2 separate regions of the Homo sapiens genome follow, and region 1 is linked to region 2. Evidence: read pairs that join two places in POLR2A ChIA-PET (ENCODE). Cell type or tissue: PC-9. All regions are shown on one strand. Each heading gives the region's core, and the rest is flanking DNA. Links, peaks and the distances in the headings are about the cores only.

Region 1 (10,407 bases), core at 2,772-7,771, 330 kb before region 2:
GAAATGAGCCCAGGAAGTAAGTTGGGCAGCCGCAAGAGTGGTAGGAGAGCTTACCCAGAATTTTACTGTCTTAAATCCCCAAGGGTATTATTGAGGGTGTGAGACCAGCCACGTTAGGCCCTGCAGTGGAAAAGGGGGAGGGGGATGGGGAGTAAAGAATGCTGACTTTTCTCTGGGCTTTTAGGGAAACCTCTGAGCTGGGCTGCAGGGGTTCTGTCCTTTGACATTCTTGTTTGTGAAGATGGAAAATGATCTCTGGAGTCAAGCTTAGTTTATTTCAGATAATGAACTTTTTCTCTTAAGGTATACCCATAGCTTTAGAGTACATATATTCTCAATAAAGAGTTTTTAGGAAGATTTTGGTATATTGTATATAATTGTTCAGGTAGCTATGCGGGGGTAGGGGGCTCCCATAACAAAGTTTAAAAAAAAAAAAAAACTCTGCCAGGAGGCCTCTAAATTGTTACCAAAACAAAGATCCCTAATTTCATAAGCAGCTTCAGTGAGCACATAGAATTAACAGCCATATTTCTTACGCTGTTTTTTCCACAATACCTACCTTGTATCCAGGGATTAAATTCATGTAATTCTGAAGGAAAGGATTTGGCTCTTAGCCTGCTTGTCAGAGTGAGCATGACTTAGTTGTGCACCTGTGGCTATCTCTACCTGGTTTCTTCTCTTGTACCGTGAGCACAAGTAGCCACTGAAATCTCCCGAGTTCCAGAGGCCCGTCCCCCCTCAGCTGTATCTCCCCATAGTGCACACATTCAGCCCACATTCCCCCGTGTTCAAGGCCAGGGCAGATCATGCACATCTTGCGCTGCCGGTCAGAGAACAGAATTCCTCATATTTCTGAAAGTCCAAGGAACAGTGCAGCAGTAAAAATAACTTAAAAGTGGGCTGTAGTGCTCTTGTTTTCACAGTACCATTAACCAGACACATTTGATAGAAAATTTAAAAACTTCATTTAAAAAACTTTTTTTGTTGTTTTTACTGCTCAAGTACATAGGACCTTGTCTTCATCTTTTGTCTCTGATCAATGTTGTGTTCATGGAGTTACCTACTAAAGAAATGGAAACCCAAAGGCTCTCAGTGGATGAGTTGAACCTTTTTTTTTTTTTTTTGCATTACTGAGAGAAGTCGTGGAAGCCCAAAACTAGTTTCATGAGTTAAGCTAAACTTATGTTTTGGGGTTTCTTGGTTTCACACCTGTCTCTGGGTGTATCTGCTATTTTGTGTGCATGTGTGTGTGTTTAGGAGTTAAGGAGTAATGTGGAATGTGAGGTTACTTGGAATAAAACATTACTTGGGTTAGATAAGGTCTGTTGCTTTTTGTGTTGTCATTGAGGTAAACAAGGCACTGTAGGAAAATGCTTCCTGCCATCTTGGTGTTTTGACTATAGTACATTAAAATGGCATAAATTGTATTACAATGAAGCAGACACCTCTGTGTTTAAAGAAATGTTCATGTGTTTAAAGCTGCTTGGGTACATTAGTACTGCTGATTTCTTGTGATGTTTTCAGGCCATAAGATCTCTCAAAACGTTTTTACGCTTTCATTGCAGGCCGCATAAAGAGGCTTGCATTTGGAATTCAAATAGTTTAGAGGAAGCATCTTTATATAGTTCAACTAGGTAAGGAAGCCTTAAGAATTGTTCAGAATTAATAGATTTTGTACAGCTGGCCCCCACAGTCTGTTCTAGAACTGTTTGAAAACTTCTTGGAACAACAGAAAAAAAATATGAAAAAATAATTGCTGATGTTAAGCAACTCTCTCCCTGTAGGATGTTTTTTAGTGTCGGAGCTTGAGACTAAAGTCTTGGAGTCTTGGTCACAAAACTGCATGGAGTGTTGTTTATTTCTTGGAGAACCGTGATTGAGTCAGTAAGTAGTTAAGTGCTTCCTAGGCAGTAGCTAGTGCCAGGTGCTGAGGACGCCAAGGCAGTGGTGTTTGGAAATGCCTTTGGAAGAGCTCTGGATGCGAGAGGAGCTGGGCTGGCTTTATCATGCAGTCGAGGCACTCCGATTTCTCTCATTAGTCTCAGCCACTGGCATATGAGCGCCGGAAAGCGGAATCTGTGCTCACTGCTGACTCCCCAGTGCCTGCTTATAGAGCTGGCCTGGCACACAGAAGGTGTTCTGTCATTTGGATACATGTTCGGTTGGCGGCTTGCAAAGAGGGAGGCGTACTTGAAGTGGGAGTTCTCTTGGTGGACCGAGGCAGGCAGGCCAATGGCTGAGTCCTCTTTTAAGTAGAGGCCACAGGGGTATAGGTTTGGAGCTGAGGGGCAGTGACTAGCTAATTGACCAACAGCTGAAACTCCTCAAGCTGAGCTCCAGACCCACTCCCTTAAGCACTTGCCATCCTTCCCACCCTCCCTGACACCAGCCTCACATGGCTCACTCAGCCTTTTCTCTCTCTCTGTTCACTCAGTTGCTAGTTCTGCTGATTCTTTCTCTTTTTTATTGTTTCCCACTGTCATCACTGACCTGGTTTAGGGGCCCGTAGACAGGAACTTGATGAGGGCAGTAAGTGAGTCCGCCTCCCCTGCCTCTGGCTAGTTCTACAGTCTGTGCATTTGGAACTCCATCCAAGCGCACAGGGACTGCCTGCACCTCTGGAAGCTGAACCTCCTCTTCAAGACCGTGCCTTTCTGACTCTTTACTCTTGACCCACCCTCCACCCCCCATGGCAGAGTCTCCCTAACTGCCCTTCTTTGCCTCACAGAACAGATACTCATATCTGCACAAAGGAATGATACTCCTTTCTCACCAAACTTTGAATCCAGCTTCAGGCCCTTCCCACAGGCTTCTGACTGACATTATTCCATCTGGGGACCCGCTCTTTTCACACCTCGATTCATTAATACTTTGTTGTTGTTTGTTCTTTTGAGACGGAGTCTTACTCTGTCGCCAGGCTGGAGTGCAGTAGCACGATCTCTGCTCACTGCAACCTCCACCTCGTGGGTTCAAGCGATCCTCCTACCTCAGCCTCCTGAATAGCTGGGACTACAGGTGCACACCACCACACCCAGCTAATTTTTTGTATTTTTAGTAGAGATGGGGTTTCACCATGTTGGCCATGATGGTCTTGGTCTCTTGACCTCGTGATCTGCCTGCCTCAGCCTCTCAAAATGCTGGGATTACAGGTGTGAGCCACCATGCCCGGCCAATACTTTCTTACAGTTCTTCCTTCTACCTTCTTTTCTAGTTCTTAAATTTTTATCTTTGATTGAATAAGCACAAAGTCCCATACTGTTACCATACTTAGCCTCCTATAAAAACATTTTGAGAAGAAAATTATCCATGAAACTGCAACTGCCCACACCCTCTTCCGTTGCCGTAAGCATCTCTCAACTTGTTTAGCCCTTATGAAGATAGAAGAGGTAACCCTCCACCTTTCCTGGCTGCTTGCCCCTGATCCCCAAACACACTCTGTCCATCGTTGCCCTCTGCTCGTCGTAGTTAGAGATGGGCATTAGGATCTCCACAGCTAGCCAGTGCTATATGGACTTGGGCAGTTTCAATCGTCATTCCTGTGGAATAACTGCAGCACAGCAGTAGCAGAAAGAGGACTGATCCAGAAGCAGAGATGACGCGTACACTCATCAAGTGCCTGATATGTGTCTAGAGGCTTGCTCACAGCTGCTCAGCTAGAGCTAGCACCGCTGCTATCTCCTGTGCCCAGGCTGTTTGTCATCTTTTTACCTCCTCTGCTTCTGAGGCTGACTTTAGCTGTGGGGAGACCTGGGCTCTGGTCCTGGCAGAGCCTTTACCTCTTCAGCCTTCAGCTTCTTCATTATAATAAGGACAATAAATTAGATCAGTGCTTTCCAGTAAAAATATGAGAGACACGATTAACTTCCTAGTAGTCCCATTAAAGAGTAGAAGTAGGTGAAATTTGGCCAGGGGCAGTGACTCACAGCTGTAACCTCAGGACTTTGGGAGGCTGAGGCAGGAGGATCCCTTGAGTCCAGGAGTTCCAGACCAGCCTGTATGACACAGCAAGACCCCATCTATATAAAAACAATTTTTTAAAAAATTAGCTGGGTGTGGTGGCACGTGCCTGTGGTACCAGCTACTCAGGAGGCTGAGGCAGGAGAATTGCTTGAGCCCAGGAAGTCAAGGCTGCAGTGAGCTGCCATCGAACCACGGCACTGCAGCCTTGGCAATAGGGTGAGACCCTGTATCAAAAAAAAGTGAAATTCATTTTAATAAGTGTATTTAATCTACCATATCAAATTTCATCATTTCAGTATGTAATCAATATAAAAAATCTAAATGAGATAGTTTACATTCCTTTTATCATACTGAGACCTTGATATCCAGTATGTGTTTTAGCATTTACAGCGGTACCTACTGTATTGGGCAGCACAAGTCTAGACCATCAGCAAAAATGTTTCACTCTCAAGTTCTGATTCTGCATGTGTGGGAGGCAAGATTTAACAACCCAAAGTTATGGAAGGAGAGTAGGAAGCAGGATATCAGCTCCACAGGGCCAGGGATCTTTGTCTCTTTCTTCCCAGTGCATCACAAGCTCCTGGAGCAGTGCTTGAAACATAGTAGGCATGCACATTTTTGAAAGAGTGAAAGGAAAGTCAGTTATGGCCAACTTACTGACAGTCATTCACACTGTGCGTCAGACTTGACACTAAAACACATGGTGTTGGATTCCTAGCCCGGTGCTCATTCTTTTTTTTTTTTTTTATAGTTTCTTAGAGAATAATCATAAGGCAATAGAATTTCAAGGAACTGCTGATAAAATCTTCTGAGACTGGCAGGGGACCAGGACTCAGTTTATCAACAATTAAGTTTTATCAACAATTAAAATTTGAGTGAAATTGCAAGAGGAAGTAACATTCAAGTCAAGTCAAAGTGTTTGAGCTGTCTGGTGACAGCACATTAATTACTTGATGAACGCTAAACATGAGCTGCTGCTATGCGCAGTACCTGGAGGCCCGGAACCTGCAACTTGAATGCCAACTCCTAAGGGAAGGATCCATGCAAAACAAAAACCTGGATGGAACTATGCACGTAATTAGCATCTGCTCTGAAATGGAGGTCAGCTCACACTTAGACACTTGTGAATGGGGTGTGTTTATGGTCTAACGTATGATAAGGGTGGCATTTGAGGAACTAAGAGTTGCTTGTCCCTTTCCTGATAAGGCCTGGGCAGGGAAGCTGCTAGTGATTAGACAGGACTTTTAGCTGACTGAGGTCTTCCTTTTGGACAACTGTTTAAAGCTGTAGGCTGGAGAGTTAGATGGTAAAGTAGCCTGTGGAAGCAGCCTTTGATGAAACCCGGAGGCTGTCAGCTCTTAAACCCTGTGGATTACGTGTAAGCTGAGTCATTCTTACAGTAAGCAGTCTCCTCCTTAGGAATCATCTCATTTTTCTCAGTCTGGGCAATCTCTAAAACAGAAAGGCAGGCTCTCTTTGGGGAGCTCTTTAAATGAATTCAGACCAGTAACACCTCTGATCTAGAAAGAAGCAGTTGATGGTGGGAAGGTGGTTACCAAGTAGCAACAAGGATTATTTCCATTTCAAGTTGTGTGTGTAGCACTTAATGCTGACACCTTGGAAAAAAATCAAGGCTTTTATGCCCTGCTTCCATCTGAAGATGTCTGTGTCCTGACCTTGTTAATATTTCCATTTGCAACCACGTCAGAGTATACCTTTCAACACTTGAACTTGTGTGGCATCCCTGCTGTAATATCTAGGCCAGTGTTTTGATTCTGTTTGCTGTTTTGCGGCCACAGCATTAGTTCTTCCAGCGTTATCTCTCCACCCACACTTGCCCAAGCATCCTATTTTCAAAGGTGGGAAAGAGCTTTCTGTTTGGAGTTGTCGTTGGTGGGTGTCTATGGATGGAGCCCAGTGATAACCATTCAGACTGTGTGTTGGCTTCTCACTTCTTAGTGGGAAGTGAGAATTCATGGAGGCCCCTTAAACAGCGGAGATCACAGCCTGGTTCTGTGGCCTGCCTGGGTTTCAGTCCAGGGCTGCTTTCCACAGCTCATGTGGGAATCTAACCACATTTTTTGACTCTAGTAAACATCATTGGTAAATGGCTGGAGGATGATAATAACCTTAAGAAAATAGAATGAGACGCTGGCTGAATGCAATGGAGCTGAGAGTGAGAAAAGACCAACTGTGGGGTTTGTTGCGTCACTGACTTAGAAATGTTTTCTCTGGGCACAGCTTTGTGGCCTGGGGCAGTTACTTCTTTGAACTCAGGTAGAATGTGTTGCGGGCATTTAAGTGGGCAACTGTAAAAATAACATCTTGGAAAAATAGTGAGCATAGGATATATTTTATTGGCCTTTTAAAAAGTAAAGCATTATTTTATCTGTTTTTATTGCTTCAGGCCATTCATAATCTAAGCTGCTATTCCATGTACATGAAACACTCGAGTGTCTGTTATCTGTAACTTTCATGTGTTTGGGGCTGTGGAGGAGTCTCCAGAATGTGGCCCCCTCCCTATGTGGGGGGTCTGGCCCTAGGGAGGAGCTGGCAGACAAAAGCCTTCCTTAGACTGCCTCCAAACCCTTCCTAGATAACTTCTGGCCTTCATCCCCCAAGGAATTCAAGGAGTAAGAGAGGAGGATTTTTTTCAGAAGGCCATATCCATGTTGACCCTGGTTTTTCTCGTTTCTGCCCGGTTATCTGCTGCTGCACATGCCAAGCAAAATGACCAAGGTCCATGGTCATTCGAAGCGCCTGGCTCTTTTCTTATGGGTGAAAGAATCTCAAGGGTCAAACTACATGCAGGTGGGGGAAGTGACGGTGTCCAGTCTCAGGTTCAGCATTCATGAGGTCCTGTGTACGTTCCAGACTTTCTGCTTTCAGTTTTGTTCCAGCTCTCCTTCCTGGGCTGGCCCTTTAAGTCCTGGTCACTGCCTGCAAATTTATCAGCCATTTCTCTGTAGCTCCAGTTGGGTTATTGGCTTCTTTGATCTGAGAAGGTTGCCGTCTCGACTGTAGCTAGTGTCCTGTTCTGTTGCTTCATCAGCCTATCAACACTCTGATCTCCCAGCCATCAGAGGAGTCTCAGTAATTGTTCCTTTATTCCATGAGCAAAGCAGCATGCCTTAGTTTTCTGGATCAGGATCAGCCCATTCCTGATAATCTCCCTCCTGTGCCATTAATTTTTCCTCTTATTACTAGTTCAGCAAGGCGACTGTGCAGCACCTTCCACTCTTGGGTTCTCTCTCTCTTCTGGACTTGGTTTCTCTAAAATCACCACTGTTCTGCAACGTAGCAAGCATCTTGGAGCTCCCTGGGAAGTTAGGATCCTAGGCCTTCATCTCCCAGCCATTGTTCCTTTAAAACAAACAGTAGCATAACGATTAGCATTTCTACACTTAATCACATTCAGTTCTGGTGGCTCCAGCCTGCAGTTTCTATGCTGACAGTTGTTAGATACTTCAGTTCTAAATGCTTCTCCCTTGCTTTCAGAATTTGCCATCTGGCCTTACCTCACTCAGGTGGCCTTAGCGGTCTAGCCAAACTTCTTTCCTACCATCTTATTTTTTAAAAATCTTTATACCTTCCTTCCTTTTCTTTCTACTTACTGTCATCTCCTTCCTCTGACCATCTAAGCACAACCAGCTCTTCTTCAAGCTCCCTGCCCCACCAAAGCTATCCACCTTTTAGGAAGACTCTTAAATTCCATTTCTGCTACTCACCAGCAGTGCATCCTTGGACAGTTTACAATTTGCACATCCTCTTTGTTCTCCAGTTTTCCCATCTGTAAGTGGGGGAGTAGGAGGAATGGTATCTCTTTTATGGGTTGTTATAGAAATCAAATGATTGATCCAGGTAGAGCCCTGAAAGCACTGTTTTACTGCCTATTTGTGATGTTGTAAAAGAGTTGGTGGCTCATTAGGGTACCTGGCTAAACATCTAGTCACATGTGGTGTCCCCTGGCCATGGCTGTGGCTGCCGCCATGTGAAGAGCCCTTGGAGGGCTCTGCATGTATTAGCACCTGCCAGAGAAAAGGATGTGGGCAGAAGCAGACGTTTATGTTATGAAACAATGTGCTCCCCCGCTGATAAGTGGGATTTCCCACACACTATGGCAATATATTGTCTTCCTTGGTGTCTCTGTGGCAGGGGGCACCTCTAAGCCACCTGGCATCTTTTGCTTAACTGGAATCTGCACAAAAGCAGAGAGTAAAGGCTGATTCCAGCTTTTTGCTATCTTTGGTGTGTATGGTGGGGACGGGGCAATGGAAAGACTAGGTCTCACGGTTACATAGTGAACAGAAGGTTGCTGTGTCCTTTTTTGTTAGGACCAATAACGTCTGTTTTAGAAAAGATCACTTTAATGGCTATGAGAACTGGTGATCCCAGTGCACATGTGGGTTGTGACATGTGCTTGTCACTCCGTGTCCACCTCCCATCCACCATGGCAGACCTTGAGCTTGGTGGAAGGGAGTCAGCAGTTCCCAGACACTAGTCTCGCAGTTGAGGACCTGGGGTCAATTCGCTTAATCTTTTCTGAACCTTATTACTTAATTTGTGAAAAAGGGATAGTTGTAGATTCCTTAGAGTTCCTATGAGGATTAGATGGGAATTGAAGTGAAGTGGCTCATACTAAGTACTATTTCATTTGCTTTGACACACACCTCTACACCCTTCATTTCACAAGCAAAGAAGAGATGGACTTGGAGTCGTGGTTGTCATTCACTCTTGTTAAGGGAAGAAGTGGGATAGGATAGTATGAAGTGTATTGCCACCACTTTTATTTCTGCTTATGTTCTCTAGGTTTTCATATGTAATGGAATGGTCTCTTTTTGTCTAAAGTGTCCTCTTGTACACGGGGGAGGAGTTTGTGTGGAAGATGTGTGGGAAGAGCCACAGGTGCACGGGTCCCCTGTTGGCCAGGAGCCAGGGCCCACAGGTGTCTTTGTTCCAGGTACACACTTCTCTTGGAGTCTGTCACCAGGCTTGGCGCATTGCCCAAGATTCCAGCTCTTACCTTGGGTTAGAAAGTTTTACTGGGAAGAACCACACATTTGAGGTAACATCCAGAAATAGTGAAAGAGAATTTGTCCCCAAAGGAAGGCTGAAATGTGTTTGATTTTCTTTTGTATTCATAAACCCTCAGGAGGGTCAGAAGAAGGTAACACTTAGTTGCCTCTGGACTGCTGAAAGCCCTCAATAGCTGAGAGCCTCAGTTCAAGCCTCAGCATTTTCCTGAAATTTTCTAGACAATCACTTCCATAGCTTTCATGTTAAAGGTCACAGACCTAGACTTAGATATATGCAGTCCTTAACTTGATAGATGTATGTCTCCACACATACTAAGAACCTTGTGGACGGTTTCTGTGTCTAATGCCAGGCACAAAATAAGAATTAATGTTGCTTTGACCGAATTGACTGTGTGCAAATGTTATAAATGCTCACAGTTACCTCCCCTCCAGCTCATGCACCTGCCTCTCCCGCTCGCCCACCTTGGGTTCCTCACACTTTCATCGTGTTTCTGGAGTTCACTGGCTAGTCCAGAGATCTAGATAAGCTATGAAGCAGGACTAGAAATAGCTTTTTTTTTTTTCTTTTCAGTGCTCAAACATAGGTTTTCAGACCAATCTGCGTTGAGCAGCTCTGTCCTGGGCAGTGGGAAATGATTAGATCAGACATCAAACTTTTTCTCAGGGACCTTGGTTTAACCTTCTGGCCTAGTTTGTTTTTTCCTTTCTTTTGCTGCTATCTCTGCAAACCTCTTTTTTTTTTTTTCCCTTCAGTGTGTGTATTCTACCTTTACTGCAGTCAGATAATAGAAGAAAAGGGAGTACGAAAGTACCTGAGATAGTTGGTCATCTTGAATTGTCAAAAACAAACCCTGAATTCTCAAATCTGCAGGAACAAATTATGGTTTCCACCTTTCCCCATTTCTACTGTATAAATATAATGAATCTGTTTCTCAAACAGTAAAAGGGAAATGAAACACTTTAATTTGAATTTACTAGGCTTCAAATTAATTTGTTCTCTATTTTGTTAATTCTGCTAACTAGAATTTGCCTTTAACCAGGGCCTTTCATGAATTGGGAATGTGTGTTCCACGTGATTCTTTTATATGGGGATTATATCAGTGTTGATTTAACGTGGTTAATTAAAACTAAAAACTGTTGGACTAAGCACTGATGTGTTACCTAAACACTGAGGGCCTATGACTTGGATGTATTCTAGTAATACCAATGTTTGTCTAAGTAACTTTAAAATGTACTTTTGGTATTTGAAATTGTTTGGACGAGTGAGGGACAATGAAGAATCCCTTTCTAATAGGCACAAGTGACTTATTTTATGCTCTTCCAATGAGCTAAGCACTTAGTATGAACTCAGCTTAAATTTGTGTCTTCAGTGGCTTAAACTCCTCTCTATGTAAATCATGGTAAATTGAGA
Region 2 (10,407 bases), core at 3,079-8,078:
TAAGTTTAATTGTGTTGAATAATGGGAAAGTAAGAATTGCAGATTTTTAGGGAATCATCACTTTAGGGAATATTTTTGTCACTTGCACTTATTAGAATTATGTTTTTTTCAGAAGTTCAGCAGAACTTACATCTAACCTTCATCTGCTCTTGCTTCTTCTGTAGCGAATCCTTTCATGCAGAAAAGCTGGTTCCATAATGCGGGAAGGAAGAGACAGAGTTGTAAACCTTGCAGTCGACAAGACAGGCAGGATTCTTGCTTGCCATGTGAGTACCATACTTAGGAGAAAATAACAAGGACTAGGCTGTTCCTTCCAAACACTCATTCTTTCATATTCAATGTAAAGATGACTTTTTCTTGACTCATGTTAATAATTCATTATATGGTACTGTGTGGACCTATAATCTCTAGCTTTATTAGCATAACAACAAAAATATTAATAATTACTATTAGGTTGGTGGAAAAGTAATTGTGGTTTTTGCCATTTAAAAAGTAATAATTGCAATTACTTTTGTACCAGTATTATTATTAGCAACCATTTATTAAATGCTTGCTCTTCTAAGCAATTTAAGAGCATTTAACTTCTTGTTCAGCCTTCAGAGCAATGCTACAAGTAGGAAATGGTATCCTCATTTTACAGATGAGATAGCAAACCCAGAGAGATTAAGTTGTCCAAGGTAATACAACTACTAAGGGAAGAAAAATAAATATTGTTGTTTACTTTTAATTGAGAATTAGGTAAATTACAAATTACCTCTCCTTGACTCACATTAACCTTTTGCCTTTCTAGGGAACTGACTCTGTGCTAGAATTGTTTTGTATCCTTTCCAAAAAGGAAATTCAGAAGAAAATGGATAAGAAGATGAAGAAAGCTAGAAAGAAAGCAAAGTATGTTTTCTTAATACTTACATTAATAATGAAGTATCCTGGGTAGGCCCCATGTTACTGAAAAAAAACTGGCTTCTTTCATATTTACTGTCTTATCAATTACCATTAAAAGTTAAAGAACTTGTGAGGTATCGATAACCCAAATTTGTCAAGTCTCAGAGAGACAGAAAATCATCTGATTTGGCAAATCTTTTGATACCTATTCTGGTTTATTTAACATGGTTGGATTGTTAAGTGCAGGTTAATGAGTTTTCTAAAAAGTCCTGAAATTAGAAAAATAACCGGAGACATTTCAGTGGAATAGTTGGAATTACAAGGACCTTGTTACAAGAAATTTTATGGGCTATTGCATTCAGAATCCATTTCTTAAGGGTACCTATTAAGTGAAATAATACTTTATGACATTGTAGTGTACAAAGCATTTCCACTTATACTACATTGTTTAATTATCATGGTAATCCTGTGTGGTTAAGTGACTTTTCCAGAATAACACAGTTTGTTGGTCAAGGGGCCAGATTTTGAACTCAAGTAAGAGCAAAGCTGCTTCTAGAAAAATAAGAGCATGATATACTTTTCTTCTTCCCTCTAGATTACATTCTAGCAAAGGAGAGGAGGAAGATCCTGAGGTTAATGTTGAAATGAGTCTGCAAGATGAAATCCAGCGGGTGACTAATATAAAAACTTCTGCCAAAATCAAGTGAGTAAAAATAAATTATCTGAAGTTATAGAAATAGTAAGCTACCAAGTATTATTGGCTTTTTCATGCTATTTGTAAGCTGTCTGTATGAATTATATATGTGGAGACGGTGGTCATGAGACATCTGTGTCACACTCTGCTCCTGTTGTCCTAATCATGGGCCCACTTTTTGTCTTGTATTTGGATTATTATAGTACCCTTTTTAGCTAGTCATTTACTGTCTTTTCCTGCAGCTAATTTAAGAAAAAGAAAAGTGTGTCCCACGTTCAGAAAGGATATAAGGTCACTTATAAAGAATACATACACAGAACCAAAGTATGTATCAGAACCAGGATCTGAGCCTAGTTTTTTTTTTTTTTTTTTTTTTTTACTTAAAAGCCTACTCAGCTACTACTCAATACTCGGAGCACTCTTTTAATTTTTTTTGAGATGGAGTCTTGCTCTGTTGCCCAGGCTGGAGTGCAGTGGCATGATCTCGGCTCAGTGCAACCTCCATCTCTCAGGTTCAAGCGATTCTCCTGCCTCACCCTCCGCAGTAACTGGGATTACAGACTTGTGCCACCACACTCAGCTAATTTTTGTATTTTTAATGGAGATGGTGTTTCGCCATGTTGGCCAGGCTGGTCTCAAACTCCTGACCTCAAGTGATCCACCCGCCTCGGCCTCCCAACATGCTGGGATTACAGGCGTGAGCCACTGCACCCAGCCTCAGGGCACTCTTACTTGAAAAATTGTTTATAGTTATTCAAACTTTATATAGATAGAGGACATTGTAAAGCCTTTTCCTGGAAAAAGTAAACCTTGTGAGCTAAGATGGTAGCTAGAACATTTATGATTATTTTCTTGTACAGGTCCTTTGACTTGATTCATTCACCTCACGGAGAGTTAAAGGCTGTCTTCCTGCTGCAGAACAACCTGGTGGAATTGTATTCACTGAATCCATCCTTGCCTACTCCTCAGCCTGTCAGGACAAGCAGAATCACTATTGGGGGTCATCGCAGTGATGTGCGGACTTTGTCATTCAGCTCAGACAATATTGCTGTTCTTTCAGCTGCAGCTGATTCCATTAAAATATGGAACAGGTTCGTGAAATGATGTTTTATATAGCTGTAGTTAGTAGTATTTCTTTTAATTTTTTTTGGTACTCTTAAGGGTTAGTTATTAACTCCTTAAGGCCCTAAATACAATTATCTTTAGTGCATTTGGGCCATTAGCCTGTGGAGCTTAGAGAAGAAAAAGTTGCCTTTTAAAATGTGGTGCAAAAAAAAAAAAAGGCAAGCTTATTCCATGTTTAGAGCTTGTAACTGTACTTGGCTAGAGAAAAACACACAACCATACTACCTACTCTTTAAACTTAATAAAAAGCAGGCTGTTATTGCTGCCCAGTAATTGTACCCTAATTTCTCACCCTTCTTTTACTTTCCCAGATGACTGTTTTATACCTTGCTTCTGTTGTCAAATCAAATACCTCCAAAACCTTGAAGCTAATGATCATATCTCCCACCTTAAAGGAAATAATAACCCTCTCTCACCCCTGCATTGCTCTCCAGTTACTACCCCATTCTCTGATTTGTTTTCTCCATTCTGTCTTCATCTGTCTCCCATCAAGCTTTTGTCCCCACTGTTTCACCAAAACAGTCATTGTCATCAGTGATCTTGTTTCCAAATCCATTGAGCTAAAAGCTTTATTTTATGCTTTGTCCTTGAATTGATGACTTTCTGTCTTTGACACACTCTTTGACTTTCATTATTTCCCCTTCCCTTGCTGTCTGTTTATTCTCAGTCCTCGCTCCATCTTTCTTATCTTTATGACGTCTAAGTGTTAGAGTGCTTTAGGGCAGAGTCTTTGGACCTTTTGTGTATCTAAACTCACTTTATGTAATCTGTCATGTAGCTTTCTCTGTATGATGACACATAAATTTATATCCAGCTTTAACCTCCTCCCTAAACATCAAATTCATATATACAAATACTTTGTGTCACCACTTGGATGTCTAATTAAGCATTTCAAACTTTTATGTGTCCCAAACCAAACTTACGTTGTTCATGTCTCCAAAAATCTTCCCACCTGCTATTCCTTCAGACTTCCCTATCTTAATAAATGATTACTTGCTACCAGTTGTAGTCTAAACCTTGTAGCCATTCTTGATTTTCTTTTATTTATTTATTTATTTTGAGACAGAGGCTCGCTCTGTCGCCCAGGCTGGAGTGCATTGATGTGATCTCGCCTCACTGCAACCTCCACCTCCTGGGTTCAAGTGGTTTTCCTGTGTCAGCCTCCCGAGTAGCTGGGATTACAGGCGTGTGCCACCACGCCTGGCTAATTTTTGTATTTTTAGTAGAGACAGAGTTTTACCATGTTGGCCTCAAACTCCTGACCTCAAGTGATCCACCCATCTCGGTCTCCCAAAGTGCTGGGATTACAGGCATGAGCCACCGCACCCAGCCCATTGTTGATTTTCGTATCCCATATTCATCCAATCTATTAGCAAATCCTATCAGCTCTACCTTCAAAAGTGATCCCAAATCCAGCCTCATCTTACCACCTGCACTGCCACTACCCCATTCAAACCACTGTCATCTCTCATCTGGGTTATTGTAAAGCCCCCTGACTGGTGTCCCTGCTTTCTTGCTTGCCCCTCTATAGTCTGTTCTCAACACAGTAGCCAGTGTAATCTTTTTATAGTGGAAGTTAGATCACTTCCAGTAGTTCCATCTCACTCTACCTACCTTACACACCTTATCTCTTACTACTCTCCTTTTCTGCTCCACTAGAGCCACACTGGTCTTCTTGCTATTCCTTCAACAGAACAAGAATGTGCCTTTCTTATGGCTGTTGTGCTCCCTGTTCTTTCTGCCTGAATCCATCTTCCCCATTTATCCATAAGCTTTTTCTGTGTCTTATCAGATGACAGTCCTATCATTCTTACCCTACTCCTTGCACTCTTCATCCTCTTCTCCCAGCATTATGTTGCTCTATAGCACCTAACACCTGATATACCAAATATTTAGATATTTATTATTCCCAAAGAATGTTAACCTTTATGAGATTAGGAACCTCTGCTGTTTCATCCACTGTTGTATCTCCAGCACCTAGAACAGTACCTGGTAATGTAGTGGGCATTCAGTAAATGTTTGTTAAGTGGACATTTGATATATATTTGATTAATTAATTAATGTTTGTGGTCCTATAAAAAATGTAGGGATATGTAATGATGTACTAATTTGACTTGTAATCCTTCAGACTCACTCACTTCTTGGTAATGGCAGATTGGGCTCCGTGGAGCCCAGCAGACACTTTTCTACTCTGCTTTTGTGTGATTTCTGTTCCTTAGGATTTGGAGGCCTTATAAAGTAAACAAAGTTTGGTGCTTTTTAGTATTTTCTCCCATGACTATAATTGTGTGTGAGTCAAGGGTTTTTAAGACTTTTATCTTCTTTTATGTTGATCTGTCTAAGTGCATTGAAACCTACACACTGACCTCTAAAATGGGGATGCAGATTCTCTTAACATGAGTTCTTTATTTTTTCTTTCTCATAGGTCTACACTGCAGTGTATTCGCACAATGACCTGTGAATATGCACTTTGCTCATTCTTTGTACCTGGTGATAGACAGGTAGTCATAGGAACAAAGGTAAATGGAGACTTTTTCTGGGATATCTGGATCTTTTCTACTCAAAATTCATAAAGTTAAGAAATCTGGTTCTTCTTTTTAGCATATTGGAAATGGACTGGAGCTAAGTAATCTGGGAGGATGTTAGTTTATTACATATTTTGTTTACTGAAGTTTTACTTTATTTTTTAAAAATTATGAAGAAGAAAATTAAAATCATGACCCTGAGATAACTACCATTAACATTTTGGTGATCATCCTTTCATGTGTCTTTTTATGGGCGCATATGTAATTGTGTTTTAATTAATGATAAAATATATTAAGGGTAATAATTAAATATATTAAGTACCTAATATCATGCTTGGCAGACAGAAGCATTCAGTAAAGACAAACTGATCAAGTCCTTATTCCTAGGTGCTAGTCAGATTGGGAGACAACCATGTGGAAATAAGCAGATATGGATTTGGATTTAGTTTCTGCCCTTTAGAAATAGGTAATTTGGGCCGGGCGCAGTGGCTCACACCTGTAATCCCAGCACTTTGGGAGGCCGAGGCAGGCGGATCACAAGGTCAGGAGATCGAGACCATCCTGGCTAACACGGTGAAACCCTGTCTCTACTAAAAATACAAAAAATTAGGTGGGTGTGGTGGCGGGCGCCTGTAGTCCCAGCTACTCGGGAGGCTGAGGCAGGAGAATGGCGTGAACCCGGGAGGTGGAGCTTGCAGTGAGCCGAGATAGTACCACTGCACTCCAGCCTGGGTGACAGAGCAAGACTCCATCTCAAAAAAAAAAAAAAAAAAAAATGAGTAATTTGGAGCAAGTCACATAACTGCTCATAGTGTGTTCCTTTATATTATGGGATGACGACACTTGCTTTTTGACAGCAGCTTTCGTACCAGATGGACTGGTACCAGCCTCTGGCACTTACTAGCTATGTGACCTTAACCCTGTTAGCCTTGGTGTTCTCGTGGAAAATGACGTTACTGACCCATTTCACAGAGATGAAGTATACAAAACTCTTAGCAGAGAAACTAGCCTGCAGCGAATAGCTAATCGATAATAGAGCTGGTAGCAGACATAGCAGTAGTGATTGTACCAGTAGTGAGAATAAAATGGAACAAGGTCTATGGAGTGTTTTGAAAAGTGCTTTGCAAGTATTTGTCATTATTATTCCCATAAAACAAAGCCATATGTACATGAGTTTTATTACAAAATGTATGGATCACAATGGATATTTCTTGCTTCAACAAAAAAATGTAGGCTGGAGAGATTTTAGGAACAATGCCAGGAAACAGTATTCACATCTCAAAACTTTCCTTCCTTTTTCACTCTTTCAACAAATGTCCATCTCTGATTTGCCGTCGGGAAAGTAGTTTTTTAATTGCTTAAGACTACCCATGTGGCTAAAATGCAATTGTCGGCTTACTGGCTGTGCTAGGCAATTAATGTACATTATCTCATTTAATCCTGACAACATCTTTGAAACATTGGTGATATAAATTTCATTTTACAGATGAAAAACTAGGTTCATGGGGATGAATTTACCAATGGGCACAAAGCAGACCTGGTACTCAAGTCTTTTAGCTTATGCTGTCTGTACCACCTTGTGCAGAAGCTCATCGTAAAACAGGCTTTGCCTCTGTGTGTGTTACATGCTGACACCATGACTATGGCATATACAGACCTCTAAATAGGAATTTTAGAGTGATTGCTTTCTATGCCATTATGATTTTTTTTTAAATTCACTGCCTTCCTTAGTGCTGTAGGTAGATCCCATTTCTTATTGTCAATGTATTGCAGAGGAGGAAACCAAAAGCAGATGGAAAAGAGGTGGTTGCTTAAGCCAATAACTATAGAGGATCATCCGCTTAAAGGATTGGCTAAACTTTAAAGGCTTTTAGGTTTGCATTTGCTATTTTGTTTATTCTGATTTGCCTATGGTCATGATATTTTCCTTGTGAAGTTGTGTAACCAATGAAAGTAATGCATCCAGTACTGCATGGTGGTATTATTCCATACTTCTACACTATGGTAGCCCTGCCAAGGTTAACCCAGCACATCAGTAGGGGATTTAATAGTATTTAATCAGGTAGGAAATACAGAACATGGAATGTGGGATCCATTTCCTAAGCAATGGATCACATTTTTGCAGCTTGGTTATGAAGTCTTTTCTAAATTGTGCAGTCATGAATCATGGAGGTTGTACGTATGTTCATTGGAGCTGTGCTCATTTTGTGTCTTCCCAGACAGGGAAGCTGCAGCTTTATGACTTGGCTTCAGGGAATCTGCTGGAGACAATAGATGCACATGATGGAGCTTTGTGGTCCATGTCCCTCTCTCCAGATCAGGTAACTAAACCAGATTTTAAAGCCCTGGAGTTCAGCCCTGTGGCTACCCTGATTTCTCTCAGGGTTTCTTTAAAGAAAGCCTGAGGTTTTTTTTTTTTTTTGGTCTAATCTTTAGTGTTTGTATATGATGCCTTCTTATAAATGACCACCTGTCATTATGAAATGAAATCTTGTTTGGCTACTTTTGCTTATCAGCAGCGTGACATCAAATTGCTTACCATCATGATTTTTTTGCCAATGTTTTGTAATACTTCTTAAGGGGGAATATTCTCTTGGGCAACATGATGCAGAGAACTGAATAGACTTTGCTGCTCCCCTTTTTTCCTCAAACAAACATCTATGACTGTATAAGCTAAGTAGTTTTAGCAAGTATGTCAGCCCTTACAAGTCAATAAATATGTGCTCACCTTCAGAGCAGTTCCTGGCAAAAGTATGCTTATTCTAATAATGGTGCTGTTGCTTAGAAAATCTTGAGATTTTTTTTTTTGACAACACCTTAAGAAATTTTGGCCCATTTATTTAAATATTCTCAATGATAGACAATTTTCATCCGTTGAAAGTAGAACTTAGTTTTGGAAAAAATCACTGAAGTTTAGAGTGTTTAATACCACTTGGGGTCCAAACGAAACAGCTGTGAGTCTAAAATAGTAATAAATCTTGCATTTGTAGAGTGTTCTATCTTTTCCATAAACTGTGTGGTCTTTTTTTCAACAAAACTAGGGATTTACGGAAAGGTTGTTTCCTGTGTTATAAATCTATGAGGGACAGACACTTGAGATCCAGTGTTCTATGTACTTTACACTAACACTGCCATGTAATGAGACTAATTTTCTTGATAACGGAAAACAGCTTCAAAACTATTTTAAGTAGGGACATTGCAGGACTAAATTTATATCCTTCTGAGGTGAATACTTTAAACAAATCTAGATTATCCATTCTATGTATATTTTTCAAACTGGTTTACTGAGAGTTTTTGTTTCTTCTTGATGCTAGATAATAGTATAACTAGAACTTTTCATTAGTTATTATTTCTGCCTATGTTAGTCGATGGTAGGAATTTTCACATAAGGTTTGTGGCAGCAGACCCAAAAGATCAGTGAAAGGGGCTAGGGAGAACCACGTTTTTCTTAATTTTTATCCCATGACGTTAAATAAAAATACTTTCTTAGACTTTTAAAATGTATCTTCATAGCAAAGTTTTTATGCTAAAATAGTTTTTAATTGAAATTTCATTTGATTTTCAGCGTGGCTTTGTGACAGGTGGTGCAGATAAATCTGTCAAATTCTGGGATTTTGAGTTAGTGAAAGATGAAAATAGTACCCAAAAGAGGTGAGTAGACATTTTTTGTGTCCATTTTTTGGAGTGAAAATGGGGAGCTATGGAATGGCCTTTTGACGTCTTATATCATTTGTTGTGCTCTAAAGAGTTAGGATTTGTCTGAATTTGTATACTCATTTATTTTTTCTTGATGTTTTTTGTGGTGCTAGACTTTCTGTGAAGCAAACCCGAACTTTGCAACTAGATGAAGATGTTCTGTGTGTCAGTTACTCTCCCAATCAAAAGCTATTGGCTGTGTCTTTGCTGGACTGTACTGTGAAAATTTTCTACGTTGATACTTTAAAGGTACAGTGGTTATGCCTGCGGATATTTTCCCTTTCTGACTGACTGACCTTAAGAATTTGGGTTGAGGCTATAAAGAAGTGGCCTTGACTGTGCCCAGCGATAGTACATTTCTAAAAATGTGTGTGTGAATCAAAGCAATGTAACTATGCTAGGGAAGCTAGCATTTTAAAATAATTCTATGGTTCATGAATTTTGTTTAAAGCAAGTTATATTTCATATGTTCAAAAAATCTTGTGGACAGAAAATTCTGTCATACTAAGTAGTTATAAGAGCATTGCTAGGTGTCCTGGGCAGTGATTTCACACTTGGCTATATATTAGGATCATCTAGGTTGCTTTTAAAAATATAGATTACTGAGCCCTATACCCAGAGAGTTGATAGGACCAGGTTGGGCCTGGGAAATTTTTTTGTGAAACAAATGCCCTGGAATCTTTTCAGTGAGGAGATACAGAGATCTGACTGAGGCAGTAAGCTTCTGGGGGCTTCCTTGCCTCCACTATACTGCAGTATTCTTGGCAAGCACATGGAGGGTCTGTGTAGTGGACACAGGTACTCCTGCCAAGCTGTCTTTTGTGGGTTGTCTTTGAAAATACAGATATAAAGCAATTTAAAAATGTGTTTAAAGTTATATTTTAGACCTACATGTAATAAATTATACCCATATTTTATAGACAGACATTAATTATGTTTTTTTGATGTTTAGTTTTTTCTGTCACTGTATGGACACAAACTGCCTGTTATATGCATGGACATCTCTCATGTAAGTAGTTTAAATAGTGTCTCAGTAATATGTTGTCTTTTTTACAGCAGATACTTTCTTAATTCTGGCTTGATGTCTTCATCTTAGATTATTTGTTTTTATCATCATTCTGTTATATATCTTTCTCCAAAAACAGTCTCAAATTAATATATATTGTATCTTATATATATTACTTTAATGTTTTCAGAATAATTTTGCAAATATCATCTCAATCAATCCTTATAAATATTATCTCTTTCCCTCTTGTAGCTCTCCCAAATAGTACTTTATTGTTTAAAATACTATAATTGGTAGAGTACACTAAAATATGAAAGACTTTAAAAAGGCATTCCTTTTTATTCTGAAGGATAATGCTGCTGAGGAGCTCGGATTTATATTTGGATAGTTACGGTATTTTACACTATGTAGACTTTTGGTCTCTTGACCAAAATCATTTATTTCCCAATACCTAGTTTTGATTAGGAGTGGCAATGTAT

Evidence for each region. ChIA-PET counts read pairs that join two places held together with the same protein. Peaks named below come from ENCODE experiments on the same cell type or tissue, not always from the same donor. Only the 100,000 strongest peaks of a DNase experiment are listed, where the experiment ranks them.
Region 1: POLR2A ChIA-PET joins it to region 2 with 7 read pairs; 2 of 35 experiments call an interaction of 5 or more read pairs at or near these places.

The regions. Positions count from the first base shown.
Region 1 is chr1:117,607,656-117,618,062 of GRCh38, forward strand. All of the region lies in intron 1 of TENT5C (terminal nucleotidyltransferase 5C), which reads left to right. Among named protein-coding and RNA genes, the nearest start is that of TENT5C, 6.8 kb to the left of the region's middle. In PC-9, for the core only: no CTCF peak of the experiment used is centred there; DNase peaks (open chromatin) are centred at 5,346 and 6,216; H3K27ac peaks cover 721 bases.
Region 2 is chr1:117,940,960-117,951,366 of GRCh38, forward strand. WDR3 (WD repeat domain 3) reads left to right here. Exons shown (of 27, transcript NM_006784.3): 8 at 165-266; 9 at 791-888; 10 at 1,478-1,585; 11 at 2,437-2,667; 12 at 5,127-5,220; 13 at 7,446-7,547; 14 at 8,792-8,877; 15 at 9,036-9,171; 16 at 9,875-9,931. Among named protein-coding and RNA genes, the nearest start is that of WDR3, 16 kb to the left of the region's middle. In PC-9, for the core only: no CTCF peak of the experiment used is centred there; no DNase peak of the experiment used is centred there.